Regions from separate parts of the Homo sapiens genome. Here all the other regions are linked to region 1. A link is a loop called in an ENCODE intact Hi-C map of the cell type or tissue named here. Cell type or tissue: PC-3. All regions are shown on one strand.

Region 1 (8,000 bases):
TTGACCAGTTGGTGGCAATTTAAACCCTCTGGAGGGGTGAGCTGACAGATTGTTATGAGATAAAGGGGTAGAAGAACCAACAAGAGCATCAATAGGTTGCCTCAGGAGGGCCTGCTGGGTGAGTAACAGGAAGTAGGTCAGCAGGTGATGGAGAAATCAAATGGACAATAGCGTCATACTTGCAAAACTGAGAAGAACATTACTTGTCAACATGAGATTTTATGGCAGATAAAAATATTCTGATTATTGGTGATAGGCAAGCTAGACCTCATGCATTTTAATAAGCTGTTTTTTCTTGCACAAATGCTTTTAAAAAAATATAGTAACTGGGTCTCCAAAGGGGGAAAAAAGATTGTATTTTCACAGTGATTATGTTGCTTGTGAATAATATGAGCTGCCCCGGCATCTCTTCTTGACTTCAATCTCATCCACCTTCTAAATATAAAAATGATATCCTCTGATATTGTTAGAAAAGGTTACAGATGTTTGTCTCACTCATGTTCAGGCTGTGTTTAAAAGAAAAAAAATGTAAAGAGAAAGCAGAGTTTAATGTAGATGACATGGGCTGTCTAGGCTGCCCAAAACCCTTGTCCTGGGTGTGCACCTCACAGTAACATGGGGCTCGGTGCCACACCAGGCTACAGAATAAAGCATGAAGTGCTGAGAAGAGACTGCATAGTGCTAACAGCTCAAGGTTTATGAGAAGACATATCAGCCATTAACCAATTATTTTCCTAAACCTTAGTTATTTGTTTAGCACCTAATATGCTCTAGGCTTGCAGTAACAATAGAAAGAAGAAAATCTGTATATATACCTATTTTTATATTCATCTATCTAGCCATCATCTATCCATGTAGAGAGATAGAATAGATAAATCATGTATAAGTGTGTGTGTCTATGTGTCATCTATCTCTATTGATTGATCTATTTGTATCTTTATCTCTATCTTTCACACACATTATCTGTAGCTATCTACCCATTTTTCCTCATCCTTTTATCTATCTAATCTATCATCTATCTATATCTGTTTATTGATCTCTATCTTCATCTCTATCTCTCTCTTTCTCACACATACATCTATTTTCTATATCTTCCTATTAATCTATCCATCCACATCTCTATATCTATTTGTCTATCTATCTATTTTGTATGCATTGACAGACTCTTGTGAGCCAGGCACTGTGAGAAGTACAATAGGTACTAAGAAAAAAGCTCCTGTCCTCAAGAGGCACTCAGGGTCTCATTTGACAGTGTTAAGGGGAAACCATCTCTGTTCACGTACTGCTTCCCCCAACTTCTCATGCAGCCGGATCCTTCTGACCTGTTTACTGGGAAGCCATGTCTAACTTTCTTCTCACTCCAGAGAATGAGTTGATGATCCACTTCTTGGATCCAATGACAGTTGTCACATTTTATTAAAATGTGTTCCTCACATCTTTTGTCAGTACTACCTATTTTCCCTGGCACAAAAGAGGCTCTCAACACATGTCAAGTCCTCACCATTCATTTGGGTAATACCTTAACTGTGCATAGTCCTGATTGAGCCTGGCCACAGCAAGAAATAATTATTTAACAATGCAAATGGCCCAATCTGAGTCACTTGCCTCTCAGTTACCCACAGTACAGAATGCTAGGGGACATTTATACTTATAGAGATTATGTGCATGTTGAAATTTCCTCATACCTAGTGTACTTCTTGGTCATTTTTTTCTACCTAGCTGATAACATATTTCAATTAAAAAAATCACATTTATCTTCACATTAGGAAATAAGACAGGGAAAACTTTATATACACATGCTTATCTATGGCAGCATTGAGCAATGGAAACATCATTGACTTCAGATTCAGATGAACTAGGTTCTAATAGCTGGCTCCTACCTGTGATGATTGTATGACTTGGGTAGTGTGACTTAATCAGTGAGCATCTGGGAAACATGGAATCAGTGTCTATCAGCAGCACTGTTTTAAGGACTGAAGGAGGTAACATGAAAACAGCTGAGTGGCACATTGTAGGTCCCAAACTAGCAAGGGTTATTAGTATTATTACTATTAACTTCAAAGCAATACATACTGCCAGATTGCCTACTATTTCATTTTCACTGGTGAGTAGTATTATAGTATTATGTATAAAATAACAACATCAGTATCAGCAATTGAAACTAGAGACCCAAAATTCCTCAAGTGAGAGGCTATTATGTTGTGGTAGAATTGCTCAAAGAAGTAATGTGCAACCTATTAAAATGATGTTTATCAAATGAAATACTGATTTCATGCTAAATGGAAAACCAAATACACAATTTAATTAAAGCATGAGAGCAACTATGATCTAAAACTGCTCTTAGAGAGAGCTGAAAGGAAAAATAATAAAATGCTAACGATGGTTTCTAAGGCTATAAGCGATCTGGAAAACCATTTCCTTCTTATATTTCATTTTTAAATTTCTACAATTAGCATATTCACACTTAAAATGAATATATTTTTATTTAAAAATTACGTATCACAATCCTAAAAATCTGTGTCTGTTTACTTTAGAAAAGTTTTTTTGTATGTGTGTTGCTCACCTGAGGCAGCAGGAAAGACGGTCCTAAAAGTTAGGAGCCTCTTCTGCCCTAAATATGCTGGGGACATCTTTGGTGTGTTACGATGTCTTCCCATCAGCAAATGAGGTCTTAGATCTGTATCAGCCCAAACAGTAAAGACAGTGGATCACAATCACAAAGGTAGAACAGAAGAATAGGCAACTCTTCTACTCTAATGCTCTTTTCCAAGATAATTGGTCCTTGGGGGAGGAAATTTAGAGTTCATATGAACAGAGGAACTGAAACTCAAACACCGAAAGAGACACCCCTGGTGGTGAATGCAAATATGGGGACAGGAGGGAAGAGATTTCTTACAGAGCTTTCATGATAGGCTCTGTTTGGCATAGAATAACTCCATTTATATCCGTTCATATGAACTCTACGTTTCCTCCCCAAAAACCAATTATCCTGGAAAAGAGCACTAGAATAGAAGTCTTGCCTATTCTTCTGTTCTATCTTTGTGATTGTGATCCACTGTTTTTACTGTTTGGGCTGATACAGACGTAAGACCTCATTTACTGATGAGGAGACACCACAACACACCAAAGATGTCCCCAGCATATTTAGGGCAGAGGAGGCTCCTAAGTGCGAGGGTATACGTGAGAAATTCTTAACCCTAATAGAATGCTCCAGGAGTTTGAATTAGTTGTCCATTCACATCTCCTGCGTCGAGAAACCCAGTGGCAAGGAACTTGATGGAAGTTGTTAATGACTGGAGTATAAACACATATAGGACATCGAGTGGCCTGGGCAACTCCTAAAAACACCAGATTCATGGGAAGACAGAGGCATCTTTTGAGAAAATCATCATACCTCAAGAAATCAAGCCCAGAGTGTCAGATGGGGCCACAGGCACGTGGTTTGAGAAACGGAATCAGGAATAATGGAAGACTATGCCTGGCTGTATCCCTACCTCTCTAGGACTATAGTTAAACAAAAGGTGGGGAGAAGACTCCTTTCTCTGAAAGAATTGCTCAAAGCTCAAAGGAATTCTCCTGCTGGGCCCTGAGGAAGAAACACACTAGCATTCGCGTTTGCAACCTGGTGGCCAGCAGAGGTCAGCCCAGCATCGTGACCATCTGTACTGTCAACTACTAAGAAAGAGTGCTGATGGGTGCAGCAAGCCGCCGTGGTATGTGTATACCTATGCAATAAACCTGCACGTTCTGCACATGTATCCCAGAACTGAAAGTACAATAAAATTAAGGGAAAGAGCACTGTTGCTACAGCCGAGGACTGAGAATAATCAGCATAGCTGAGAATTTAGAGCGCTGCTGGAAGCAGCCCTATCTCGAGGCCCCTAAAAGAAACTGGATAGAGACATATTCTGAGGGTAGATGGGTAAGTTCTTAGGTCACTAGCATTTATAGGAGCTTGAGATACATCAATGAACACAATTGACAAAGTGTCTTCAAGGAGTTTATATTCTACTAGTGGAGAGATAACATGGGCAAATAAAAATATGTAATACAGTGTAAGGTTGCAGAAGAATGAATGAACCAGGGGTGCTATTTTGGGAGGGAGGTTAGGGAAAGTACCACTAAAACAGAGACCTGCCATTCAACTACCCTGACAAGCTCATCATTTAAGAGAATCCCATGATAAATTTACATCATAAAGAAACCTAGAGCAAATTTTCACCTCATTCCCAAAAATTTCTGTTATAGTGTAAAAGATATTCAATATGATAATTTAAAATACATTGTTACCACCAAATACTTTGTTTCATTGTAAGGCATCAAAAACATAGTAAAAGTCATCAATTACTAGTAGAAATGGTATAAAATATTTATGGCACATTTAATAAATACCACAATGATTGTAATACACAAAATCTCCTTAATTTTATATGTTAGTTTAGGAAAATTTGAAGGTTTTTGCTTTGGGTTTTGTTTTTGTTTTGTTTTGTTTTGCTTTTTGGTTGTTTATGAAATGTGTAAGCCTGTCATCTAAGAAGCTTATATTCAGTACTTACTTACATATTGAGTCCCTGAAAAATGCCTGCACTTTCCTAGATTTGGGGATGAACAATAAGGGAGTGAGGCACGGTTGCTGTGTTCAAGTACTTCACGATAGAGTATTGGATTTGAAATCCCAGCAGTTTATTTCTGTGAGGCCATTCTTAATAATGTGAGCAAGAAAAAAATAAACAAATAAAATAAACAGAGCCTTCTAATAGCAACGTTAATCTATCTTTCTCTGTCACTAAGAATCTTATTGAAAGTATCATGCTCTGTGAAATCAAGTTAAAGGATTAGAGAGTGGCTAATTCTTTGTGGACATGGGCACTAGTTCATACAGGCATATGCTTCTGCTGACTGAAGACTATGACTGGGAGGGGTCTTGCTGAATAAGGATGTTCAGCTTCTATGGATGCTGCCAAAGTTTTCTAAAGGTTTTTCATCAGTTTGCTCTTCCACTATCCATGTACAAGAACTCCTGTTGCTCAGCAATCTCATCAACTTTTAGGATTTTGCTAATCTTGTGGTCATGTTTTACTATTCTCCTCTTTCCCTGTCTTCCCCTCCCTACACTTGTAGTGACTAAAGCCTGCATCGTTGTCCATTAGGCCACTTTCTTTTTTCTTCTCCCTACTAGAACCTGTTTCCTGCCGTCTTTGAGTAGGAAAGGATCTGATAACCAAATGTTTTTTAAATATCCACAATTAAAAGTTGCTTAATGTGTTTCTTTCTGTCTTCAGCTCTCATGCTGCCCAGCCAGTGTAGTTGAAGTCAGATGCCAGGCGGGCCAGTATAGACACAAAATATTCCAGGACCCCTACTCCTATCAGTAGTCACTAATAAGATCATTGATCTCAGCCTTCACATTGTAGTCCTTCCAATGGCTGGTGACAGGAAAAAAAAAGTCACTAAGAATAAAAATGTTTCTATTTCTATTTCCTGCAACTAAATAAAAACACATAATCCTTTGCATCCCAAAACCGTCTTTGCAGTTGTTATTTTAGCAGGAAAATCTTACTGCCATCTCTACATCAGAGACAGCTACTAAGTTCTATAGTAAGTTTAGCTCTAAAAAGTCTGTAATTTTATTGAATAGTTTGTGGCCCTTTTATTGCTATGTAAATTTTTATTTATGTGTACTAAATGTAAATTGTCAGGTTTTTTATTTTGTTGTTGTTGTTCTTTCTTTCTTTCTTTCTTTTTTTTTTTTGGACATTTTCCTTATGTCCCATATGGCTTTGCTGAATTTCTTACTTAAAGAAATGCCTAAAGAAATGTAAATATTTACATATTTCTTATTTTAAAAAGTACCTACTTAATTTAACACTGTTGATGTCCTGTGATAAAGAACTATATATAAAACCCCGAAATAGAAGTTATAAGTTATTATAAATAAAATTGAAAGCAAGAAGCAATTTAGAATGTAATATTTGCAACAAATGACTAGAATCTTTGTTTTATGAATCTCTCTCAAAACTCATTAGGAGAAAAAGTTTTATGGTAGGACATGGGTAAAGGATTTTAAAAGGCAACTTAGTTTTAAAAATAAAAAATTAGAATAGCTAATGTAAAAAACACTTCAGGCACAACAGTAATCTAAGAAACATATTAAAAAGCAGTGAGAATAGATTTTTTAAAATCTATTATATTAGCAAATATTAAATAAAATAAACCAGTATTGGCAAAAATGTAGAGACTTGTTATTAATGAAGCAGATATTGATAAACAGCTGAAGAAAAATTAAAACTTTGCTTTCTGACAAGGATGCTGAGCTTTGACCTTGCCTTCATCCCCTCTTTTCTTGAATTGTTCGTAGAGGACATACTCTTTGCCCTGACACATTTTTTCCGCTGGACAGCTCCACATCTTGGTACTATTTGGAGGAAAGTTTGACTGAGAGTGTAGAGTTGATTCAAACTCCTCTTGGCTAATTTTTGTATTACAGCTTTATTGAAATATAATTCACATACCATAAAATTCACCTCTTTATAGTATGAAAATTAGCAGTTTTTAGTATACTCAAGAGTTATGCAAACACCGCTACTATCTAACTTTAAATAATTTTTCTCCCCCAAACACAACCCCACCAAAAAAAACCCCACTCTCATCAGAAGTCACTCCCACTACTTTCTAGGTTGATTGCACCGGGAAAAATAAAATACAGATTCTCTTTAGACAAACATACCCTCAATCCAGGCTCTTGATATTCCCAAAGATTCAGATGAGTCAGAATTAAATAAAAACTAAAAAGTTAATAAAACAAAACAAGCAACTGTGAGAAAGAATAAGCACACACAATGAAAACCAGATTTAGAGCTCAAATAATTCAGATATTAGGATGAACAAAAACAAACTAGAAAAGGAATATGTCCAAAATGCTTAAAACATAAGAAAAGTAATTGAATACTACAGGAATGAATAAGAGATTATTATAAATATTATGACTGTTTAAAAAATTTTTTGAAATAAAATATAAACATTAAAATAAAAATATAGCTGGGTTGAAAAGTACATTAGCCATAACTGAAAAAATAATTATTGAATTAGAATATGTATTAGAAAAAAATCAACAAAATTACAACACAGAAAAATGAATTTTTTAAATATAAAGGAGGAATTAATATCTATGAACAAGTGAGCAGTTCTAATACATATCTCATTGAATTTCAGAAGAATTAATAGAATATAAGTGAAAGAGGCAATTCTCAATTTTCTAGAATTTGATGAGGACACTTCTTGAAATTCTAAACAGGATAAATTAACAATGTTAATTCTGAGACTTCAGTGGTCAATAATTGTAAGAATAACATAATAACCAGAAATCCACAGAAGCACAGTCATAGTGAAACTGTAGAACTCCAAAGCAAAAGCTACTCAAGAACAAAAATTACATGGACCATAGATGCTTTTAGTAGCAGCAATGGAAAACTGGAACTTAGTAAAATAATATCATCAGAATGGTGTGAGAAAACCAGAAGCCTGTAATCCTGTACCCAATTGTCACTCAAGCATAGTCCAAGCAAAATGCAATTCACAGGCTTGTTAATTCATCACCATCCCTCTGATAAGGCAGCAGAATATTTGATCTGGGTGGTATACATTGTTGCTTTCAACTGAATTGATAATGTTTTATTTCTTAAGGACTGTATTGGGCAAATAAATTACTTTACACAATTGCTATAGAGTAGTTGAAAAAAATAAACTAAATTGAAATACACTCATGTAGTAAGAGCTCAAAATATATTGCTGATTATAAAAAGTTTCAGACTATTATAGACAAAATATCCATGTTTATATGGAAAATAAATATTATTCTCTATAGTTATATTTGTATTAAATGCTCTGAAAAATGACTGGAAGAATATATAGAAAATTTGATGATGGTGGTTATCTGAGGCAAAAGAAAAGGGAACAAGTGAAGCTGAAAGGTATTTTATATTTTCCTGTGTTTTTTTTTA
Region 2 (8,000 bases), 450 kb after region 1:
TCCCCTCTGCCATCTATGTAGAAGCCAAAAAATACAGAAGAGGTTATTTCAAAAACACCTGGCTTTTGTCTAATGGATGAATATTATTGAAACCTAAGAAGGTTTCACAAAGTGTTTGCGAAAACTGCTTCATCAGGTATAGTGCCAGCACTGTCTAAAAAGACCAGGAAGAATACAAGAAGGAAAGAAGACTATAAAAGATATGAAATAAGGCTTACATCTGGAAGATATAAAATTGTGATGATTTATGTACCTAACAGAGCCCGCAAAGACATAAAAACAGAAGTCAACAGATTTAAAGGGAGAAATAGGCAATTCTACAATAATAATCAGAAATATCAATACCCAAATTTTATTAACAGATAAAATAATTTACAAGAATATCAACAAGAAAACAAAAGACTTGAACAACCACTACACACAAACTAAATATTACAGATGTCTATAGAACACACCACCTATCACAACAGATGAACATTCTTTTCAAGAGGCATGGAACTTTCTCCAGCATAGACCATAAAACAAGCCTTAATAAGTTGAAAAGAGATTTGTTGTTGTTGTTGTTGTTGTTGTTGTTGTTGTTGTTGTTGTTGTTTGAGACAGAATCTCCCTCTGTTGCCCAGGCTGGAGTGCAGTGGCATGATCTAGGCTCAAGGCAACCTCCACCTCCCACGTTCAGAAGTTTGAGACCAGCCTGGCCAACATGGTGAAATCCCATCTCTATTAAAAATATGAACCCATTCTGGTTTCTTTCAGATTACAATAAAATGAAATGGGACTTTAATAACAAAAGGGAATTTAGAAACTCACAAATATGTGGAAATCAACACAACCTAAATAAGAAATGAAAGAAATCAAAAGAGAAGTTAAAAAATACTTTGAGATGAATGAAAAATGAAGATACAACATATCAAAATTTACAGGGTACAGCTGAAGCAATGCTTAGAGAAAAATTTATAGCAGTAAATGTTTATAATTATAAAAAACAGATCTCAAATTCATGCAAACTTCCACCTGAAGACACTGGAAAAACAGAGCAAACTAAATCTAAGGTAAGTAAAAGAAACAAAATAATAAAAATTAGAGCTGAATTTCATGAAATTGAAAAGAGAAAAATCAATAAAACCAAAAGCTGATTCTGTGAAAACATTACCAAAATTGACAACACTTCAGCTAGATTAACCAAGAAAACGGAGAAGACTCAAATTATTAGAAGTGGAAATGAAAGGTGAAACATCACTACAGGCTTTTTTTTTTTTTTTTTTAGACGGAGTCTTGCTCTGTCGCCCAGGGTAGAGTACAGTGGCACAATCTCAGCTCACTGCAACCTCCGCCTCCCGGGTCCAAGCAATTCTCTGCCTCCGCCTCCCAAGTAATTGGGATTACAGGCACCTGCCACCATGCTCAGCTAATTTTTTGTATTTTTAGTGGAGACGGGGTTTCACCATGTTGGCCAGGCTGGTCTTGATCTCCTGACCTCATGATCCACCCAGCTCAGCTTCCCAAAGTGCTGGGATTACAGGCGTGAGCCACCACGCCTGACAAACATCACTACAGACTTTTAAAAAACAAAAGGAATTATAACTGATTACTATGAACAATTGTATGCCAATAACATAAAATAGCATAACGACTGAAATGAAATGGACAGATTCCTAGAAAGACATAAAACACTGAAACTGATTTGAGAAAAATATAGATAATCTAATAGCCCTACATCAATTAAATATTTGAATTAATCATAATTAAAAAACCTACCCACAAAGAAAAGCCCAGACCCAGAAGCCTTCACTGGTGAATTCCACAAAACATTGAAAGAAGAGCTAATACCAATTATTCACAAACATGTCCACAAAATAGAAGAGAAGGGATCACCTCTCAACTCATTCTATGAGGTGAAGATAACCATGATAACAGCGCCAAAGACACTGCAAGAAAAGAAAATTGCAGACCAATACCTGCTATAAAGATACAAAAATGCTCCACAAAATACTAGCACAATAAAATCCAGCAATATATGACATGACCGGGTAGAATTTGTCCCAGGAATGCAATGTTGTTTTAACTACCAAAAACCAAAAATATACCATATAAATAAATAAATAAACAAAAAACAAATGATCATCTCAATAGATGCAGAGAAAGCATTTGGCAACATCCAACACCTTTCATGATTAAAAACACTCCACAATTAAGAACAGATAGAAACTTCTTCAACTTCATAAACGGCATTTATGAAAACCTAGTTACCATTCCACTTAACTCACACAATTCCATAATTAGAAATTCTTCCAGCTCTAGAAATAAAATCTGCCCAATTTTAATAATGGACAAAAAATCTGAATATGACTTCTCCAAAGAAAATATACAAGTGGCCATGAAGCCTATGAAAAGATATTCAACATCATTAGCCACCAGTGAAATGTAAATAAAACCCACAATGAGATACACACTAAGGTGTGTGTCACATCCACTAAAGTGTCTGTAATCAAAACAGCAGATAATAACAAGGGTTGGGAGAATGTGGAGAAATTAGAAACTTCATATACTACTGGTGGGAATGTAAGGTGTGATCACTTTAGATGACAGTCTAGCAGTTTCTCAAATGATTGAAACATATGATTCAGCAATTTCACTCCTAGGTATACATGTAAGAGAAAACATATCCACAAAAATTGTGTATATAAATGTTCATAATAGTATATTTGCAATAGTAAAAAACTGGAAACAACCCCAAATGCCCATCAACTGGTGAATGGACAAACAAAAATGTGGTATATTTATACAATGAAATATTTGGTAATCAAAATAAGTTGAGTACTGGCACGCTGTAACATGGATGAACCTCAAAAACATTGTGCTGAGTGAAAGAAGCTAGTCACAGAGGGCCACACATACTATGATTCCATGTATATAAAATGTCCAAAATAGGCACATCTATTAGAGATTGAAAGTACATTAGGGGTTGCCTATGGCTGAAGAGATGGGGATTTTGAGGAGTGATTGCTAAGTGACACCAGTTTTCAGAGTAATGAAAATGGTATAAGGTTGATTGTGGTGATGAATGCAGAACTCTGAAGAAGCTAAAAGCCACTGAATGGTCCCATTTATATGAGTGAATTGTGTGTTATGTGAATTATATCTCAATAAAGCTGTGGGAAATAAAAATATATGCCTAACATAATCATTAGGAGAATGCAAATTAAAACCACAATGAGAAACTACTACACATCTATTTTAATAGCTAAATTATATGTTTTTCAAATCTGATACTACTAAGAGCTGAAGAGGAAGTACAGCAATAGCAATTCCTACAGTTGCTGGTAAGGATGCAATTTGGGAAACATCATAAAAGGTTATAACATATTTAATTCTAGTTACTTATTCATGGGTTCATGTGCCTAGTAGACTGAAATCTCTGAAGGAAAGCTCTTAGATTTATTACCCTCCACATCCCTAGAGCTCAGCTCAGGGATCCTTGCTGAGTTGCTGCTAATAAATATGCCAGGAATTGGACTGAACTGGAGCTTCAGTCACACACCTAGATACCAAATCTGGATTCTGTTCAATCATTAAAGCCTATAAAGGAGGCTGCATACAAAAGCTGAAGCCATGATTTGGTCCCAAAGGGACAGAGGTCGCATGAAGGCAAAGCCCACATCCGGGGCTTTGTTAAACCATGCAAATCCATTACCAGGAGGGTGCCTGCACATAAGAGGCACACCACGCAGGTAGGCCAGATCAGTTTGTTTGTGATGAAGGTAAAATAAGATGAATGATGGTCATTATTCTAACTGTATACATTGAGAAATTTTTTATATACTAAGTCAAGTCCTGAAGAAAAGATAAATGTGTCCCATAAACACACAGTTTTTTTTTTTCAAGCCAGGATAAAACTCAACGTTTTTTTTGCCTCTGACCTGTATTTACTTGCCCCCTCACTATACACTCACATCTCCTCACTAACTTCAGAACCTTGCTATACAACTTTTAAAACAAGGGATGTTGAATAAGGCTGGTGTCATTGTTCCTCCAGCAGAAATGCAGGAAGCCATTCTGTACTTACAGTAGCCAGACAGATGTCCTGTAGGCCTGTGGTTCTGCAGCTCTGACTCAGTCCCCAGGGCAATGTGAGATTTCTTGTTGGAATCTTGCAAAAGCATCAAAAACACCTTTCGGAGAAAAAAAAACGCCATGTATTATTTTATGTTTCTATACACATCGCATTTCTTTTCTTCTGCCTCAATTGCCTAATCCGGTTGTGACAACATATGCCAAACACACCCCATATATTTCATTTAGCCATCCATTTAATTGGCATAACTCTAAGACTACCTAGGTCTCAGCAAAACAGGCTACCCATAGGATGCAAAGATGAATGAAACTTGACTGTGAACTCCCAGACCCTCACGGGCTAGTGGAGGCTGGTCAAATGCATAGGCAGTGGTAGGCAGGGAGGGGACAGATAGCAACACAGTGTATCCAATTCAACTTAAGTTTGTGACTCACTGTACCAGCATCTTAGGAATTCAGAGGTGAATCAGACAATAAAATTGCAATGCTCAGTTTACTTACAGTAGATGGGATCTCATACATAAAAATCCCCATTAAATGTATGCTTTCCATGGGCTATGATATATGATGTCACTAAGGTAGTTAATCAAATAACTTGCTTGAAGTCATTTCTTGGTTAGTAGTGGAGGCAGAAGTCCAACCTCAGTTTATTCAAAGCCAAATACTATGACTAAAGTAGCAAAAATAAGGTGAGAAAGCAGAAGTGCAAGCAGACACAAAGGGAAATGAGGTGGGGTGGAGACATCGAGGGCCTTGAGCTGCACCTGGATCGCTGGCAGGGATTTATGGAGTGATGGAAAGAGAATCTCTAAAATAAACATTGGGCAATTCACGAGAAGCATACAAGTCAAGGAGACATCGCCCTGCAGCAGCACAGTCCTAACTGCTGGAGTTCCACTCTTGGCAAGATGTGGGCCGGCTCTGTCTGCAGGCATAGGACTGCACCACGCAGAGTGTTGGCTGCCTCGTTGTATTAATAAAACAGAGATGATGATCACAGTATTTAAAGTTCAGTAGATGATGGCTGTAAAGTGCCAGGCACAGACTCTGGAAGCATGCAGTAAGTCTTCTATTATTCATGTGGTTAGCCAAGGTTTCCTGAACGTTCTCTGTGGGCCATGCACAAAGCTAGGCACTGTGCATTGCCACTCTCTCCCTTAGCATCATCTGTGCAGGTGCTTCCATCACCCCTTCCTCTGCACGTATCCATAGAGATATTGGTCCCTGGCCCTGGCCCCTCTCCAAGTGACTCCTGCTGGGCCAGCGTCACTGTCCATCCAGCTGGTACCTCCCACCCAATGCCCTGGGTAGTGAAGTCCTATACCTGCATATACAGATCTCAGCCCACACTGAGCACCCTGCCTCACTTCTGATTTCTCTACACAACCTCACCATTCTGATTCCTCTAAACAAGCAAAAAGGGATTGACTGTCTCTAGATGTTCCTGAGGAGCCCCTAACCACAGGGAAAGATGGGGGAAGGCACCAGAAAGAAGAAGCCATGAGCAAGCAAGCCTTCAGGAGAGGCATGCAATATCTCCGCACGTGGTTAATTAGTTTGCATGGAATCCTACTGAGCAAAATCTGCATGAGTAGCACTAGTGAAAGGTCAGATGCAGCTACCTTCATGTGAAAGATAACACTTTGCTGATTCTCAGTAAGACTCCAAGGAAAAGCTGTAAACCTCACTACTATTGCAAATAATAATAAGAAGAAGAATGATTAATAACATTTCTGAGTGTGCGCCAGCCATGTGACCTTGAACACATTATTTTACCACTCTTTAACTTAGTTTCCTCACATGATAAATGGTAATAAATAAGAGGCCGGGCGCGGTGGCTCACGCCTGTAATCCCAGCACTTTGGGAGGCCGAGGCGGGCGGATCACGAGGTCAGGAGATCGAGACCATCCTGGCTAACACAGTGAAACCTCGTCTCTACTAAAAATACAAAAAATTAGCCGGGCGAGGTGGCGGGCGCCTGTAGTCCCAGCTACTCCGGAGGCTGAGGCAGGAGAATGGCGTGAACCCCAGGGGGCGGAGCCTGCAGTGAGCCGAGATTGCGCCACTGCACTCCAACCTGGGCGACAGCGAGACTCCATCTCGAAAAAATAAATAAATAAATAAATAAATAAGACATATTATAGGATTGTTGCAAGCAATAAATGCATTTATATATAAAGTTATAAAAACGATGCCTGGCATGTAGCATGCTGGCAATGTCTGGTCTCAACAGTAGCTAGATAAGGATGAGTAAGTGTAGTAGGGTGTATGTGCTATGTTTCATCATGTAATTCTCAGATCAATCTGATGAGATGAGTACTATTATCCTTGCTTAAGATGAGGGCACTGAGGCTTAGTGCAGTAAGTCTTCACCTAGTGCATTTATAGGGAATTAAATAGGAAACAATAGAAATAGTGAAAATCAAGAATTATTCATTGACTAAAGATTTTCCTTTATATCTTATTCTAAATGGAATTTTCATTTAATGGTCATATTTAACTATGATTATATGAAGCATACCTTGATAACTAAGGCATTATTGATAACAATATTCATCTGTCCTTTTTAAATTTTCCTTTTCTAGCCCCTCTCATAAAAGGCCATAGTTGTATGTGGCGGGGAGGAGGGTGTGTGTGTGTGAGTGTGTATGAACATGTGTGAATGTATATGCACATGTTTGAATGCACACATTTGTGGGCATGTGTGTGTTAGAGGAGGAAACAGAATAAGGACAGAGTTTTTGCCCTCAATAATCTCACAGATCAGCAGGAGATACAATCAATTATGGTACGGCACTAAGTATCTGGGTACAATGTGTCTGAAAATTCTGGAACTTTGCCTATGAACAGTGAAAGGCAAGCCTAAGACCATCAGAATGTTATGCGTGCCATCAAGTGGCAACTCACCTTAACTGCAGGCAGGCTGTCCGGGAGGCTCTGAGATTTTGACAAAATGTCAAAGTAGCCCAATTAACAGAGAGGGCAAATAAAGGTTACTCTTTTCAAAAGCAATATGACACTGATCACTGTAATCAAAGATTTGGAGTCTTGATGGCAGACTTTGCCTTTGTTATTTTGCATTATAATTCTCACACTGAATCACACAGACAGCAACTGTAAAACTCCCCTTGGCAAGTATTTCAGGTAACCCTAACATCCAGAATAGAACATTACCCAGGGATTTAATGAAAGAAAACTTACAAGAAGGCTCCTAACATTTCACTGAATTCTGGACATAGAATTTCCACATTACATCATTTTACAGTAAGTCCTCACTTAGCGTCATCAGTAAGTTGTTGTTCACAACTGCAACTTTCAGCAAAAGGACATACAGCAGGTCCTCAAATAATGTCATCTCATTCAACGCCATTTTGTTATAATGTTGATGAGGGAAAAAAAGTTGTTTTGCTTAAAGTCTTAGTTTCCAAGAACCCATCAACAATGTTAACTGAGTTCTCACTGTATTCCTTCTTATCTGATACATACTTTCCAGCAATATTTAAATCACTATTTATACCGAAAGGTGTTCTTCAAGTTTTTTAAAGTAATTCAAATAAAGAAACGTAAACTCTCTTTCATTTCAACAATTATGAGGAGATGCAAAATACTGCAAAAATATTCTTATTAAGAGTATAAAAGTCCTGATCAAAACATATAAACAATCTTCCAAAAGAGATAGAAATAAAGGTTAGGCAACTGCACAGGAAGTGAATGCAGGCTAAACATCTAATGTCCTGGCTACACTTTCCAATTTAAGAAGAATGCTGCGTTTGTGCATTTAGTATGGAATGACATTATTTATACATATGTCTTCCTCCTCTTTTGGTGGTATTTTCTATCATTGTAACTGAATATAGGCCATAAGCCAATTCAAATGGACCAAATAAGACCTACACCTTCCCACTTTCATACAAAAGAAGTAGAA
Region 3 (8,000 bases), 580 kb after region 1:
CATTAAAAAGTGGGCAAAGGACATGAACAGACACTTTTCAGAAGAAAACATACATGCAGCCAACAAGCATATGAAAAAAATCTCAATATTACTGATCATTAGAGACATGCAAATCAAAACCACAATGAGATGCCATCTCACACCAATTAGAATGATTATTACTAAAAAGTCAAAAAAGTAACCGATTCTGATGAGGTTGCAGAGAAAAGGGAACATTTATACACTCCTGGTGAGAATGTAAATTAGTTCAACCATTGTGGAAACCAGTGTGGCGATTCCTCACAGAACTAGAAAGAGAACTACCATTTGACCCATTACTGGCTGTATACCCAAAGGAATATAAATCATTCTACCATGAGGATACCTACACATGTATGTTCATTGCAGCACTATTCACAATAGCAAGGACATGAAACCAACCTAAATGCCCATCAAGGGCAAACTGGACAAAGAAAATATGGTACATATACACCATGGAATACTATGCAGCCATAAAAAGAACAAGGTCATGTCCTTTGGAGGGACATGGATGGAGCTGGAGGCCATTATCGTCAGCAAATGAACACAGGAACAGAAAATGAAATACTGCAAATTCTCACATATAAGTTGGAGCTAAATAATGAGAACACATGGCTACAAAGAGGGGAACAAAGCACACTGGGGCCTATTTGAGGGTGGAGGTTGGAAGGAGGGAGAGAATCAGAAAAAATAACTATTGGATACTAGGCTTAATACCTGGGTGATGAAATAATCTGTACTACAAACCCCCTGACACGAGTTTACCTATATAACAAACCAGCATATGCACCCCTAAGCCTAAAATAAAAGTTTAATTTTTAAAAATAAAAAGGAAAAAATATTTTGCCAAAATTAGCAAGAAGCATTTTTGCAGAGATCAATGCCAATTGGGGAATTAAGGTTTAAAAATATTTACATAAGTGCAAGTAGGAGAAGAGGAAACCCATCGGCAAGCAGTAATTTTCTTAGAACTATTAATTTGTAACAAATTGAAGCAATAACATCATGTGATGGAAGAATAACACAGTTCAAGTTCAAAGACGTGGGTTTGATTTCAGGCCCTCTCCCAGCTGTGACTTCCACAGCATCACATTCATCTGTGAAAGAAGAGAAATGCCCTGCTCAGAGGGAGTTAAATGAGACACAAATGCCCTTAGCACAATACTCATTTCTCAGAATTCCTAATGAGCAAATAAGGTAACGTGGCTTTCATAAACCTAAGAAACGCTAGCTGACTTAATGGAAGGAGAGTAGCTGGAATTTCACTTTATTTTAGTGAATGTTTAATGAGAACCTACCACATTTACTGAGAATACTCTGGTAGGACAACAAATCAAACAAATCAAAGAGAAAAGCCCTACTCTAAGAACACCAGAGAATGAGATGGTGGTGGATGGGTGTGTGCACTTCATTCTGTGAATCCTGGATTACAAGGACCACAAACCCCAATCTCCTGATGTGGTGACAGAGCCAGACAAGCAGTCTAAGGCCTAGGAAGGACTTTCTCTAGAATGAGACTCTGCACATGACAGATGGTGTCTTCCAGGAAACTTCAGGCCAAACTTCTCATGATCCCAGAAACCCATAACTCTAGTCACACATTAATTACTTTTTGTCTTCAGAGAAAGAAAAAAAAAAAAGAATGAGCAAATTTTGACCAGTGTCTGCTCTGAAATGAGTTTCACCAAGAACTATCTGTTGGAGCTTTCCAGGAAACAAACTTCATGTATTAAAACAAGTGGAATGTGTAATGTTTCCAAACTCCTAAAAGGAATCTCTCCCTCTCCATAAATTATGCCCAGCAGCTCTGTTAATGTCGCAACCGACAGAACCAGCCCCCAGGACCGGCCCCAAGTGAGATAAGGAAATTTGACCAGATTCACCAAACTCAATCATTTCTGCTCAAAAGAAACAGAAAGAAAAAAAATTCAGAATACCTTTCCATTTGAAGGAGCCTCCCAGAAGAGATTGGAACTTTCAGGGAATGCCCTCTCCCTTCCTCCTTAAGATTTGTGGCGCGGGGAGAATGAATCCACTGAGGACTGTGAAAAAATATTCATCTTCCAAGCAAAAGTCCTCTGAACTCTGCCTAATTGTTTACCACAGAAAATAAAGGGACAGAGGGCCGACTTTTGATTGCTCTCTCAATCTATTTGGGTCCTGACACTTTGGCCTCATTGCTAATTTTAAAAGAATAAAAATTTGGCCCAACACAAAGAAGGAAGTCATTGTTGATTTGAACATGTGCCTAAAACATAGGAACACAGCATGAAGTGGATGGGTGCTTCACAGGGCAGGTGGACAGGATGCAAACCCAGGACAGAAGGCTGGGCTAGATGGGCTCCAGTGTCCAGGAAGCCCCTGTGATTTGTGGTTTTAATTGGGTGATGCTGATATTAGAGAATAGAGCTCTGCAAGAAAAAGGAAATTCCCATGGGTGGGTGCCCATGGCAGGTTCTCTGCAGCCAGGGAAGAGGGCAGGAAAGAAAAATGAGATGGTATCCATGCATCTGCTGCATTTGCCTCCTTCTGCTCACTCCTGTCTCTGGTCTTTTGACAGAAATGCCCCAGCTCTGTGACTCTCATATAGCTCTTCATATGCAGATCATCATTCCAGTCTGACATCCATCTTCACCGATTCAGGGAGGCTTCCAGGGACCACCTGTCCTCATTGTTGTGTTCTATTTGCATGATAGAACTTTCTGGTCTCTTAACACTGACCTTCTTTTGTTTGCATATTTACTGTGTCATCCCCCACAGAACATTGGCTCCCTTGGAGCACGGGCTTTGAGCCCAAGTTTTTGGGACCATGCCTGTCATGCAGAAACCTCCTAAGTGAATAAAGGAAGAAATGAATGAATGAAGATTTCTGCAATTTTGCCAGGGCTTTAGCACCACTGAAGAGTATTCCCTGCATGCCACCAACAGCCTGGACTAAGAATCTGATGTGATTATTTGCAAACTGACTAAAGCTATGGTAGAGAAACCCAGGAAGAAAGATAAGAAAAGGATACTAGAAATAATATGGTGCTGCTAAAAACCTGACAATCTAGAAAAAACAAGTATCCAAAGTGTCACCTCCTAACCTAATGTTAATTCCTTGCCTAGGATCTGTAGATACATGTGCATTTATGGATATACTTAACCATCAAAGCAAATAATCTCATTACTTATTTGAAACGCAAGAATGCAACTTTTTAAATACTCCTCCCAATTACTTAACTGTCCAGCTGTTTAGGCGATCATAATGATTCATACTGACAAAGAGGTAGAGAAAGATACACAGAGTGCAAAAAAAGCACTACAGAACCATCTACACAAGACAATACCACATTACCACAGGAGCCTTCTCTGTGCACAGCCCTCCCATAATAGAACAGCAGTGACACCCAGTGGCCACTTGTTTCATCAGGCAGTGGTCATCAAAAACAGTTGAGCCCAAACCCAAAAAGTATCATAAAACTGAATTTGAAAGGGACCCCAGAAGTTAGCTAATCTGACCCTGGTCTTAAAACATTCCCAGGTAGCTGCTCCGATTACTCCTTCCACTGCTTCTTTCCCCTATTACTCGTTTCAATAACTAAAGATTTTAAACCAAAAATCTTCATTGTTTCTCTATAAGGCATCATGCGAGGTAGGGAAGAGACAATTTCAGCACTGCCCCCTGCTTTCCTTGGCTCTTGCATGTTTAATAAGCTGAATTTGACATTTTTCCTTGAAGATAAATACTAAGTGCCTTATTATAAGTAACTTGGTGACACTGTCATTTGAATTTTGGTTTCCCAGCTTCTAATCTCTTTTTAATTTAGATTAATTCTTCATTAGTCCACCCGTCAAGCTTGCAATAAGCCCCAATTAACCAGAATTGACATGATATTAAACGTGTGTTGGGGCCCAGTTGATGGTCAATTGCAACGTTCACTTACGAGTCAGCTCCACGGTTACTACTTCTGGAAGGTTCTCTGTACAGGAAGATAAAACCCCAACTAGAAGTGCTGAAAGCTGTCTCAGAAAATCTCCTGCTAAGGATCCAGGTGATATCTGCTGTGGAAAACATGAGATGTCCCCGTTCCCCTTTTCCACAGAGAAACCATACCCCATGTGGCCCGTATGTGTTACTCATCCCTTGGTTTGTTGCAGTAGCTCTTTGATTGTTTTATCACATTTTTCAGCTTGGAGATGACACAGCCTGCCATTACTCATTTGCGTTCACAGTGATTCACTACGGTAGCACATAGTCAGACTGTGCCCAGTCACTCTCCACTCAGAGGAAGTCATAGTTGATTCTTAAGATATTTTTAGCTGTTTTTGGTTTTGGGTATTTTAAGAATTTTGCAACACCTGCTGAATCAAGCCGAGACCCTTCCCAGGTGTCATGCATCAGGGCTGGAAATCAACAGAATAAATAATCACCAACTTTGTTCTAACTCCAAATAAAGAAAATATTATGGAATTAAAAACCCTAAGATTTTGGCATGGGACAATGACACCCTTTGGTTCCTTGCTTGTTCTCTTGTTTCCTTTCTGCCTCCAATTATATCATTTGTGCAGCAACCCACTACACTAGCCAAAGGAGAGGAAGGCAAGAAGGAAGAAAGGACAACACAGTGCCAGTGACTTCAGGCTAAGGCTCCTTCCATGAGCAAAACAGACAGACAAGAAACAGCACCACACCTTGGAGTGGGAAATATTTGCTTCTAGAATGCTATGGATAGTCTCATTCGAGATTTGGATGGAAGAGCGAAGCTCCTCAGTCAACTTGGTGATATTCTTCATCAAATCTTTTATTTTTACATCTGCAAAGTAAGGAAAATAAGAAATTTGTGTAATAAAGGTTTAGATCATTACTGACTGCGAAAACAAAATTTGATATTACAACCTGGCTAGGATAGTTTCTTTCACACCATTCAACCCATAAATCACTAAATAAAGTCATACCTTACTCCCCTGGGAATAACTTAAATAATTTATATGACAATAAACCAAAATGCCAGGTTCTGTGGTATTTTCTGGTTACTGGTCTACTCTCTCTAAGGCCTGTATGTTTTAAGAACATTTACTTTAGAAAGAGTTTCTTCTGGCTGGGTGTGGTGGCTCACACCTGTAATCCCAGCACTTTGGGAGGCCGAGGTGGGCAGATCAAAGGTCAGGAGTTCGAGACCAGCCTGACCAACATGGTGAAACCCTGTCTCTACTAAAAATACAAAAAAAAAAAAAAAAATAGCCGGGCATGGTGGCACATCCCTGTAATCCCAGCTACTCAGGAGGCTGAGGCAGGAGAATCGCTTGAACCCAGGAGGCGGAGGTTGCAGTGAGCCGAGATCACGCCACTGTACTCCAGCTGGGTGACAGAGTGAGACACAAAAAAAAAAAAAGAAAGAAAGAAAGAAAGAGCTTCTTCTTAGGGAGCAGTGACCAAGTGCTATAAGAAACTCACTTGTATACATGCATCTACTCATCTCACTTTTTTAAGAAGAGAGGGATCATTTAAGTATTTGCCAGAATTCTTCAGACATGGCATGTTAATGCTACAAGAAGCTTCATGAGTTGACAGAGTGAACAGCCAAGGAAACAGAGACACACAGACATCAATTGCTTGTCCGAGGAGGCAAGGCCAGAGCAAAATCCAGACCACAGAAGCTTCTCTTTGTTCCTCTGCTTCAACATGGTACCCTAGGATTTCAGGACTTTCTTTATAAATGCCAAATACATCATACCAGCCAAGTTGTAAATGATTATGTATCACATATAGCATAAATTTTCTGTTGTATGTTTTATTTTAATAATATATTTGCATGAGAAACTAAATTTAATTTTTAATCAAGCAAACTTGGAAAACCACATACTTACCCTCAGTTACTGTGAAATTGCTGAGAAAAGTCATGATGGGATTCCCTGATGACCAAGTTTCCTCGAGGCTTTTGGCCAACCTAAAATGGCAGAAAATTAAAGCTAAATTAGGCAAGCTAAAACATCAGAAACAGTGTTGGAATGAATAATACTGCCTCAGCTCCCAAGAGATGGACTGGATAACAAGATCACATTTCCATAAAGTTCCTGCAACAATTAGACCCACATGTCTCCCAATACCATCTGTATGTGAATATCCATTAATACTACCCACACTCCAGTATTTCTTTCTCAGAGCTCCTGCCAACCGAGATGAACCAGGGGAATGAGGATGCATAATAAATGGCTTTTCACAACTGTGAAGAGAATAGATAGGATAGATCATGGAACGTACGAGAAATTAGGATAGCCAGGGTCAGATGAACATCATTCTTTCAGTGAAAAAGTCACTTGCAGAATTTAAAGTTCCTTATTTCCCCTTCTGGTGCTTTACACTTTCAGAACACTAAGCAAAATTGATCAAACATGAAGGTAATTTGAAAAATATTTGCGACCGGGTGCGGTGGCTCAGCCTGTAATCCCAGCACTTTGGGAGGCCGAAGGGGGCGGATCATGAGGTCAGGAGATGGAGACCATCCTGGCTAACACGGTGAAACCCCATCTCTATTAAAATAAAAAAACAAAATTAGCCGGGCATGGTGGCGGGTGCCTGTAGTCCCAGCTACTCAGGAGGCTGAGGAGGGAGAATGGCGTGAACCCGGGAGGTGGAGCTTGCAGTGAGCCGAGATCGCGCCACTGCACTCCAGCCTGGGCAACAGAGCGAGACTCCATCTCAAAAAAAAAAAAAGAGAAAAGAAAAGAAAAATATTTGCTGTTCAAACAGAAATTTATTCATTTATTTATTTAATTTATGAGACAGGCCCTTTATCTGTCAGCCAGGCTGGAGTGCAGTAGCACAATCACTGCTCACTGCAGCCTTGAACTCCTGGGGTCAAGCAACCCTCCTGCCTCAGCCTCCTATGTGGTTGGGACCATAAATGCACAGCACCAAATCCTGCTAATTTTTTTGTTGTTGCTTTTATTTTTTAGAGACAGGGTCTTGCTATGTTGCCCAGGTTGGTCTCAAATTCCTAGCCTCAAGCGATTCTCCCACATCAGCCTCCCATTAGAGGGGATTACAGGCATTTGCCACCAAGCGTTGTGGATTACATTCTTATATCTAATATCTTTATCGCCAATAAAGTTAGCCTTCTGATTAATGCTGCTGTTACATTTTACCACTCAAAAATTGTCATGGAAAACTTTGATGTTTGGAAAATATATATTAATATGCACATTAAGAGTATATTATACAGACCACTGTCTGAAATTCACATTTTAAAGAGTCCTAGACATCCTCTCTATGAATGGAAGTACTGGGGAGGGCATGAAAGAATATCAGAGCATACATGTACAAGTGCTGCTGCACCGTCTCCAGCCTCGGCTGGCTTGTGCAGTCCTGGCCAGTGGCATTTTCCAAGCTGCTCTTGAAGCTCTCCAAGGTGCTAGAAAGATTCTTGCTAAGACTTTCACAATTTAGCTGATTCGGCGAGGACCATATCTTTTCAATTTCCTAGAAAACATAGCAATGATATAGGTTAGAAGCACACATACTTATCTGTAAGATTTTGATTTATTCTCATTAGTCTCAGGAAACACAGAGAACAATCATGTCAGTTGCTTCTGTGCATTGCAGAGTAGTAGAAAGAGCCCTTGGCTGTGGAAATACAGAAGCCCAGATTTTACTCCTGGCTCCGCTGTTAGCCAGCCAAGCAAGACAGCTTGTTCTTGAACACACAGCAGAGAACACGCAATTCTCCACCAAATCGCCTGGCTCTTAACTTCCTGAAGCTCTGTTCCTAGGAACACACACAATTCAATAGCAGAAAAACAAATAACTCAATTTAAAAAATGGTCAAAGAACCTGAACAGACACTTATCCAAAGAAGACATCAAAATGGCAAACAGGTAAAAGAAAAGGTGCTCAATTTCACTAATCATCAGGAAAATGCAAATCAACCACAATGAGCTATTACCTCATACCTGTTAGGATGGCTGTTATCAAAAAGACAAGAAATAACGAGTGTTGGTAA
Region 4 (8,000 bases), 740 kb after region 1:
GCAAAATGTCCAGGGTCTGTGTTGCCCGAGGAAGCTGCATCATCCAGGGCTGTGGGTCCTGCAAGGTCATTTCCTTCATTTCTGGTACCAGGTTGGGTTCTAGCCACACCACAGTATGGTTTGATGCATCATACTGGAATCCAAAGAGGACCTGAGGGGGTCTGCACACAAGCATATCCTCTTCCCCACGTTAGCAAATCATTTGGACCACACTATACATTACTATTTACATCTTTCCATAAAATGAAGGTTTTATATCTTGAGTGATTTTTGCAAAGTGCTTTTCTATAGCTGATTGAAACTTATCCTCTAAATTTAAGAAATTAAGGGTAAATAAGGCTTGTGCCAATAGTGTTTCAGGGTCCTTACTCATATTCCCCCTTTGTTGTTTTCTGAGCATATTTTTAAGGGTAGAGTGGGCAGGTTCTGCTATGGCCTGTCCTTGGGGATTATATGGGATACCTGTGGAATGTTGGACATTCCATGTGTGACAAAATTGTTGAAATTGTGAGCTGGTGTAAGCTGGACTGTTATCAGTTTTAATCTCTGTGGGCAACCCCATAAACACAAAAGAGAAGAAGATGTTTAATGACATATCAGCCAGACTCTCCAGGAAGAGCAATTAGGTGGGAATTGGTATCCATGGATACATGTACATATCTTAGTTTTCCAAATTCAGGGACATGCGTAACATCTGTTTGCCATGACTGATTTGGTTCTAGTCCCCTAGGGTTGATACCTGTTGAGGAAGGGGACTTGCCTGTGAGCTGGCAATCTGGGCACTGCAGGATAATTTGTTTAGCTAGTCTTTAGGTTAACTGAAATTGTTTAGAAAAATTTCTCCAATTTTGGTGGAAAAATTGATGTGATTGGGTGGCTTGGCCAAGCAGTGATGTCATAACCTGCAGGTCTGCTTGATCATTGCCGTGAACTAGTGGACCGGGCAGCAAGCTGTGGGTCCGAATGTGTGTGATAAAAACAGAATGTGTCCACTGACCCAGCGATTGCTGAAGTCAAAGAAAAAGGATGCACAGGGTGGGCTCAAGAGTGGACTTAATGAGGGCTGTTTCAAGGTTTTAGAATAAATAAACAGAGTAAGCAGAGTCACTAACAACATTGATGGGCTGAGTGGAAAAGGTTTCCAGAGCCAATATTAGGGCTCCAACCTCAGCTCTCTGAGTACTAGTAAATCCAGATCGAGTAAGGGAGTTATGTGGTTCCCACCAGATAGCTGCTTTTCCATTTTTACCAGAGCCATCAGTGGAAAGCATTAAAGTGTTAGGTATGGGGGAGTGAACTACCTTTGTAGGCATAACTACAGTAGTATGAGATAAGAATTGGAATAGTTCATCAGTGAAGGGGATGTTCTATATGGCCTGCATAATTAGAGAGTACTATCTGAAGGTGTCCTATTAATCCTGTTGTTTAATAGGAAATACAAATAATTGGACTGAATATTGTGGGTCTATGCAATCTAGTTGCCTCTGAGAAATAGCTTGCTCTATTTCCTCAATTTCTGTTTTTGAAGCAGGGGTTAAATACCTGGGGGAGTCCAGGGCTGCATTGCCCTTTAAGATAGAAAACAGGTTCTGTAATTTGTCGGTAGTTATGCCCAAGTTGGGGTGAAGCCAGTTAATATCACCTGATAATTTTTGATAGCCATTTAAGGTATGTAAATTGTTAGTATTCAATTTAACCTTTTGAGGTCTTACTGACCAGAAAGTTAGTATATATCCAAGATATTTCCAAGGGGAGGACATCTGTGCCTTTTCATGTGCTATGATTAAAGCTCTTAACTGTGTATTCCTTTTGACAGAGGCATATAAACTCAAAAGTATTGGCTCCGTTAGGGCTGCCAGTAAAATGTCATCCATATAATGGATGATCTTGAAATTAGGAAGTTCTTTTCTACTGGGGAGCAAAGTCTGATTTACATGATACTGACACATGGTAGGACTGTTCAACATTCCTTGAGGAAGTACTTTTCAATAAATCAGTGAGCTGGCCTTTCATTATTGATAGCTGGTATTGCAAATGCAAATTTTTCTCTGTCCTGTTCTGCAAGGGGAATAGCATAAAAGCAGTCTTTTAAGTCAATAATGACTCCAGGCCAATCTCAAAGAATCACTGCAGGGGAAGGGACCCCCTGTTGAAGGGGCCCCATAGGTTGCAAATTAGCATTGATAGCATGTAAGTCATACAAAAGTCTCCGTTTACCAGAATTTTTGGGAATGACACAAATGGATGAATTCCAAGGGCTGTTTGATGGTTCTATATGGCCAGCTGTTAATTGTCCCTCAACTAATTCGTGGGATCATTGTTAACTTGTCTCCCTTTTAAGGCCACTTTTCTACCCAAACTGGATCTTGTCATGTCCCAAATTGGAGCCATGTCAGGGGTAGGGGAGAAATTACAACAGTGGCTATTATCAGAAAGGGGTCATATGGTAGTTGTCTGCTATGGCCTCAATTAATCCCCTTGTAAATGGGCAAGTGGCTCCATTTTCTCTAATGCTTTTTCTTATTTTTTATAAGTGTTGAAAGTAATGGGTTCATGTACCCCATTGCCTTGTTGATCTTGCATCACCAGGCAAGCCAAGAGCTCCCCTTCTAATGCCACTTGCTTAAGACAGGGTCCCATAACTATAGTGTATCCCTTGTCTTTTTTCCAATTAACTGAGGGAGGGGGCTCAGGGAAAATCTGTCCCCTCTGTGGCACCTTTACCTGGTAACAGCAGGGCTGAGGGAGGAGGATGAGGTGGTAAAGTAGATGATGGCTCTTCCTCCCCTCCCTTTTTATGCTCTTCTGTGTAAAGCAGGGCCAAAGCAGCCCTAACTAAGGCCCATAACGTTAAAGATGTTACTGGGACTCACTGTCGTTGTACATAATGTTATTTAAGAATTTTTCCTACTTGTTCCCAGAGCTTTAAGTCTAGTGTGCCTTCTGAGAATGATGGATTATGGAAAACAACAGTTTGCATTAGGTCCCTTAACTGGGACTCTGAGAGCAAGGCTTTGCTAGCTTTAATCAGCGGTTTCAACACTTTCATATACTGTTGCTGTTAAGCTGATAACTGTTGTCCCATGATGAAACCCCAGCTTGAAAATCCCTTCAAACTTGGAAATCAATCCCCAGCAGGCACCAATTATTTACTGCACAGTCACTTCACTTTCATTTTTGAGGGTTCTGTCGTGATCCGTTGCAGTGTTCCTCACACAGGGCACCTCCTGCCAGGTCTGTCCTGCAGACCCTGGCTGACAGATGAAATGAGTGCTCACACACAGGCATGCAGTGTAAGAGCAGCTAGGTGACTGCCTGGCTCTAGTGGCCAGAGAGCAGCCCAGAGAAGCTGGAGCTGCTTGCTTTTATTCAGTGCAGGCATAATGCCAAAAGCCTGGAGCAAACACAAGCTGTAGGTAGTTAACATTTATTGTTCCCCTTTCAGAGAATGTCAGGCATGCAGATGATCAAAGGTCAGTTCCTGGTCAACATAAGTAAACAAGCCTGTTTATGATAAATTCGCCTGCATTCCCTTGTACCTACTCCTTGCCCCCTGCATCAGGGTTATACAACAGCTGCCTTCAGCTATTCTCCCATGGGCTCTGCAGAATCTCCGACCTTTCAGAAGGTTTGCGCCCTTTCCCTATCATTTTTCCCACCACTATAACCAATCTCCCACAATCCTCTCCGTAGGGCATAGGCCAAGTAAATGACTTTGTAACTTTACTTCATCCTCTTCATTTACATAGGGCATACCCCAAGTAGAGAATATTGAAACTCCCAAAAATTCTGAACCTCTATGCTCAGGCCCACTCCCACACTGTGGAGTGTACTTTCATTTTCAATAAAACCCTTCATTCCTTCCTTGCTTTGTTTGTGCATTTTGTCCAATTCTTTGTTGAGGACATCAAGAGCCTGGACACCTTCCACCATTAGCAGATTTTGCTCAGCCAGCCAGGAGGAAGATGTAAGCCCAAAGTTTGGGATTCATTTTTCTCCCTTTCCTTTCTGCTCCATGCAGGGGCCCTCTCTCTCCCTCTCTTTTCCTTTTCAACTTGGGACCCTTGGTGGGCAGCGCCCAAACATGGAAGGAACTGCAGGTTTCTGGCCGTGGCCAGTGAAACTAAGGAGTTTCCATGTGGAGAAGCCTGACTGCCACCTCCTGGTTGGCTTAAGGAACTTGGGTCTTTTTCTTTCTTTTTTTTTTCCCTTCTTTCTTTTTCGGTCTTTCAGCTGCCATTTACAATTGCCCTGCCCCGAAGGGGGAAGGACTTTTTAAAAATATTTTCCACGCATGGTCCCTGATCCCTACATGAAGCACAGCTTGGAGCAAACTCGCACATGTTTCAGGGGACGTAAACCTTCTTTTCCTATGCTAAATTTTTCCCTGATCATACTCAACTGGCTGAGGAACAAAAAGGCCCACCCGGCATCCAGTTCTTCACATTACAGTTCATGTCTGTTCTTATAAAGCTCATAATAGGCTCTGGCGGGGAAAACCTGCATGTGGCACCCACCTAAGGCCAGAGATGTCTGGCACTCTAAGATCGGGCCCCACAGGAAGACGCTCCCGGGGGTCCAGCAGACCTCAGCCTGCCCAAAAGGGCTGCTCTCGTCAGAGGTTCTGAGGTCTAGTATTAACCCTCCTTAGAATTTTCTCTCACAGTGGCAATGCTGTTTGGCTCCAACATTGTTTGGAATCTGGAGTTTACTGTTGAATGGAAAGTGGAATAGCATTGTATGTATCCAGACTTTTGTGCTGCCGTTCTAAGCAGGGGGCCTGGTTCACGTGTGACGCCCTCCTTTGGCTTGGTTTGGCCCCAGTGCTCTTGGGAATCTGGGGAGGTTTGGCCTTTAAAAATAAAACTGCCAGGCCACTGGGATCACTGCTCATGCCTGTGATCCAAGTACTTTAGGAGGCCAAGGTGGGTGGATCACCTGAGGTCAGGAGTTTGAGACCAGCCTGGCCAACATGACGAAACCTCGTCTCTACTAAAAATACAAAAAACTAGCCAGGCATAGTGACGGGCAACTGTAGTCCTAGCTACTCAGGAGGCTGAGGCATGAGAAAGGCTTGAACCTGGGAGGCGGAGGTTGCAGTGAGCCGAGATCATGCCACTGCACTCCAGCCTGGGTGACAGAGTAAGATGTGGTCTCAAAAAAAAAAAAAAATCAAACTGCCATGGAGACTGCTTTATCTGAAATTTTGGTTCACAGCCTTCATTGGATTATCTATTGGGGCAAAGTAAAACCAGCAAGCTTGTATTGCTATCTCATGGCTAAGGTTCCAAGCTATTGGATCTTCATTTATGTATGTGTATACATGTCTAGATGTGTTTATTTGTATGTACACTGTTGTACATATGTTGTGTCTATCAAATTGGCTTATAAGTAAAAGAGCACTCATAAATTAAGTAAATAAGTCTAAGAATTTCAAGTTCATGTGACTTAAAGTATACCTTTACTAAACAAGCTAGCTTTAAAATTATTGGTGGGATAAAAATAGAAATGCCTTCAGAATTGTCAACATACATTTTGTCTGAATTTTATGTTTGTCTTTGCTAGATATTTTAAAATGTCAGTGTTAATTCAAGCTGGTAGCTGCTTGGAGCAAGCTATTCAAAGTCTCACTGAAATAAATGCATATCTGGTTCCTTCCTTTGGAAAGGCTCATCAGAAACTCAAAAGAATGCAACCATTCCTCTCACACCTACCTGTAACCTGGAAGCCCTAACCCCCTCCCAGCTTCTAGTTGTCCTGCCTTTCCAGATGGAACCAATGTTCATTTTACATATGTTGATTGATATCTCATGTCTCCCTTGTTAAAAGTAAAAAAAAATTAAGTACAGTGAATGGGATAAATGTTTTAGGTAAACTTTTTTTGTAAATTAAAATCTTATTTTTAACATTCATTTAATATCTGGGTCATTTCCAATTAAGAAAGGGTTGTAATATAGGGAAATATGTTTCTAAAATTGTGGAATTGTTCTTATTTATGAATGCCCATATCTAATAGTTCAGGATTTCTTGCTTTTTAGAGTTTTGCTAAAGTTTTAGGTTACTAGGGATACAATTCTAGTTAACACGTAATTCTGTATACAAAACGTGCCAGAAAGGGTTATTAGTGGAAAAAAAATTATTTTGCCTATTCAGAAGTTATCTAAAAGTTAGCTCAAATTACAGAGCTTTCAAAAGGTTATTTATGAAACAATGTAGTAAGGAATTTTTAAACAGGGAGAAAGATGTGGAAAAAGTTTAAATAATAAAATATTCTTTAAAACCTGATAAAGAATTGGAAACATTTGGCTAATTAGCATTTTCGTAATTAAATCTCTTAATCTTGATTAAAATAAAATAAAAAGTATTGTACAATGCATCGGCAGTTTGGCAATTCTTTTTTTAATATAGTTAAACATGAAGCTGGATTTAGTGTAAAGCCAAATTTCACATACACGCTTGCATTGTTTCACACTATGGTTACTGTTTTGTGTGGCTAGTGTTAGAGTACTTATTGGTCATGTGCCTAAAGAGGATTTCTTTCTTTTTCTTTTTCTTTTTTTTTTTTTTTGAGATTGAGTCTTTTTCTGTTGCCCGGGCTGGAGTGCAGTGGCTCGATCTCGGCTAACTGCAACCTCCACCTCCCGGGTTCAAGCGATTCTCCTGCCTCAGCCTCCCAAGTAGCTGAGACTACAGGCACATATCACCATGCCCAGCTAATTTTTGTATTGTTAGTGGTACTAGGTTTCACCATGTTGGCCAAGCTGGTCTCAAACTCTTGACCTCAAGTAATCCATCTTCTTGATTGCACGGAAGTATAATGATATTGGTGAATTTAAGGGTATTGAATTGTGTATCAGGAATAAAATATTCATTATGTGGGTTTTGGGGGGCCCTAGGTAACACTGTAGCCTCCAGGGTAAATTAAGTAGGAAAATTTAGGATTGGTTTTCTGTTTATTTGTTTTTGCTTCTAGTTTTCATTCATTTGCTGGTTATTCTCCTCTGGCTTTGCTTGTGTATCCATATATATAAAACCCTGATGCTTTTTAGTTTCTAGTAGAAGGCTTTTATTTGGTTCTATGAATAGTTATTTTGTTTCCTTGGCATTTCCAGCAAGTCATCATTCACTTCATTTACCTGGAATTTATAAGCTACTTTTGTCAAGCTGCAGGAATTGATGGAGCACACCAGCTATAAACTAACTTTTTGGATTTTAGGCTTCTTGATACTTTAAATGGGCTGAGTATACTTTCATAAATAGAATTTGAGTCATATTTCTCCCTCTGCCTAATTTCTCCAACATTTGTAAACTATTTGTGAATATTCTTAATTCATGACAATGTGTTTTTTTGCATACAGTCAAGCAGGGCTGCCAGGGCTGCCAGGGCTGCTTAGGGAGAGAGAACCCAGAAACCTGGCATGCCAGCAAAAGGGTGAGAATTTCTCACCAGTCAGTTTCTGGCCTCTTTCTGTCTGTGTAAACTGATTAAATATAAAGAAAAAGTCACTGTTTATCCCCTCTGTAAACTTTTAAATTAATTGGTTTAATAACAATAAGAGCTTAAATCAAATATTTTGTCAGAAATGTAGAAAATGTAATGCCTTTTAGCTTACATGACTTTAGCAATCTTTGGGAAATAAAGATGGTTTTAGGGCTGAGTGCAGTGGCTCACGCCTGTAATCCCAGCACTTTGGGAGGCCAAGGCGGGTGGATCACGAGGTCAGGAGATCGAGACCATCCTGGCTAACATGGTGAAACCCCGTCTCTAGTAAAAATACAAAAAATTAGCTGGGCGTGGTGGTGGGCGCCTGTAGTCCCAGCTACGCATGAGGCTGAGGCAGGAGAATGGTGTGAACCCAGGAGGCAGAGCTTGCAGTGAGCTGAGATCATGCCACTGCACTCCAACCTGGGCTACAAAGCGAGACTCTGTCTTAAAAAAAAAAAAAAAAAAGAGGGTTTTAAAGATTATTGGTAAAATACAATTGTCTTCAAAATGTAAA

Evidence for each region. Hi-C counts contacts between places; a loop is a spot of excess contacts. Peaks named below come from ENCODE experiments on the same cell type or tissue, not always from the same donor. Only the 100,000 strongest peaks of a DNase experiment are listed, where the experiment ranks them.
Region 2: it touches region 1 in a loop (9-fold over the local background); 33 of 110 quality-filtered maps call a loop at or near these places.
Region 3: a loop joins it to region 1, with 13 times the contacts of the local background. A loop is called at or near these places in 38 of 110 quality-filtered maps.
Region 4: a loop joins it to region 1, with 22 times the contacts of the local background. A loop is called at or near these places in 3 of 110 quality-filtered maps.

The regions. Positions count from the first base shown.
Region 1 is chr7:48,871,143-48,879,142 of GRCh38, reverse strand. No RefSeq gene overlaps it. Among named protein-coding and RNA genes, the nearest start is that of CDC14C, 49 kb to the left of the region's middle. In PC-3, CTCF peaks have their summits at 2,836, 3,442 and 3,641 (motif pointing right); a DNase peak (open chromatin) is centred at 3,652; H3K4me3 peaks cover 694 bases.
Region 2 is chr7:48,423,938-48,431,937 of GRCh38, reverse strand. ABCA13 (ATP binding cassette subfamily A member 13) reads right to left here. Exons shown (of 62, transcript NM_152701.5): 42 at 4,067-4,172. Among named protein-coding and RNA genes, the nearest start is that of ABCA13, 260 kb to the right of the region's middle. In PC-3, a CTCF peak has its summit at 6,974 (motif pointing left); DNase peaks (open chromatin) are centred at 4,037, 4,627 and 6,947; H3K4me3 peaks cover 2,768 bases; H3K27ac peaks cover 3,058 bases.
Region 3 is chr7:48,295,180-48,303,179 of GRCh38, reverse strand. ABCA13 (ATP binding cassette subfamily A member 13) reads right to left here. Exons shown (of 62, transcript NM_152701.5): 21 at 7,317-7,480; 22 at 5,869-5,948; 23 at 4,693-4,814. Among named protein-coding and RNA genes, the nearest start is that of ABCA13, 130 kb to the right of the region's middle. RefSeq lists a silencer at 3,299-3,358 and an enhancer at 3,706-4,905. In PC-3, a CTCF peak has its summit at 3,424 (motif pointing left); DNase peaks (open chromatin) are centred at 3,359 and 4,209; H3K27ac peaks cover 2,323 bases.
Region 4 is chr7:48,135,710-48,143,709 of GRCh38, reverse strand. No RefSeq gene overlaps it. Among named protein-coding and RNA genes, the nearest start is that of ABCA13, 32 kb to the left of the region's middle. In PC-3, a CTCF peak has its summit at 4,157 (motif pointing left); a DNase peak (open chromatin) is centred at 3,429; H3K27ac peaks cover 708 bases.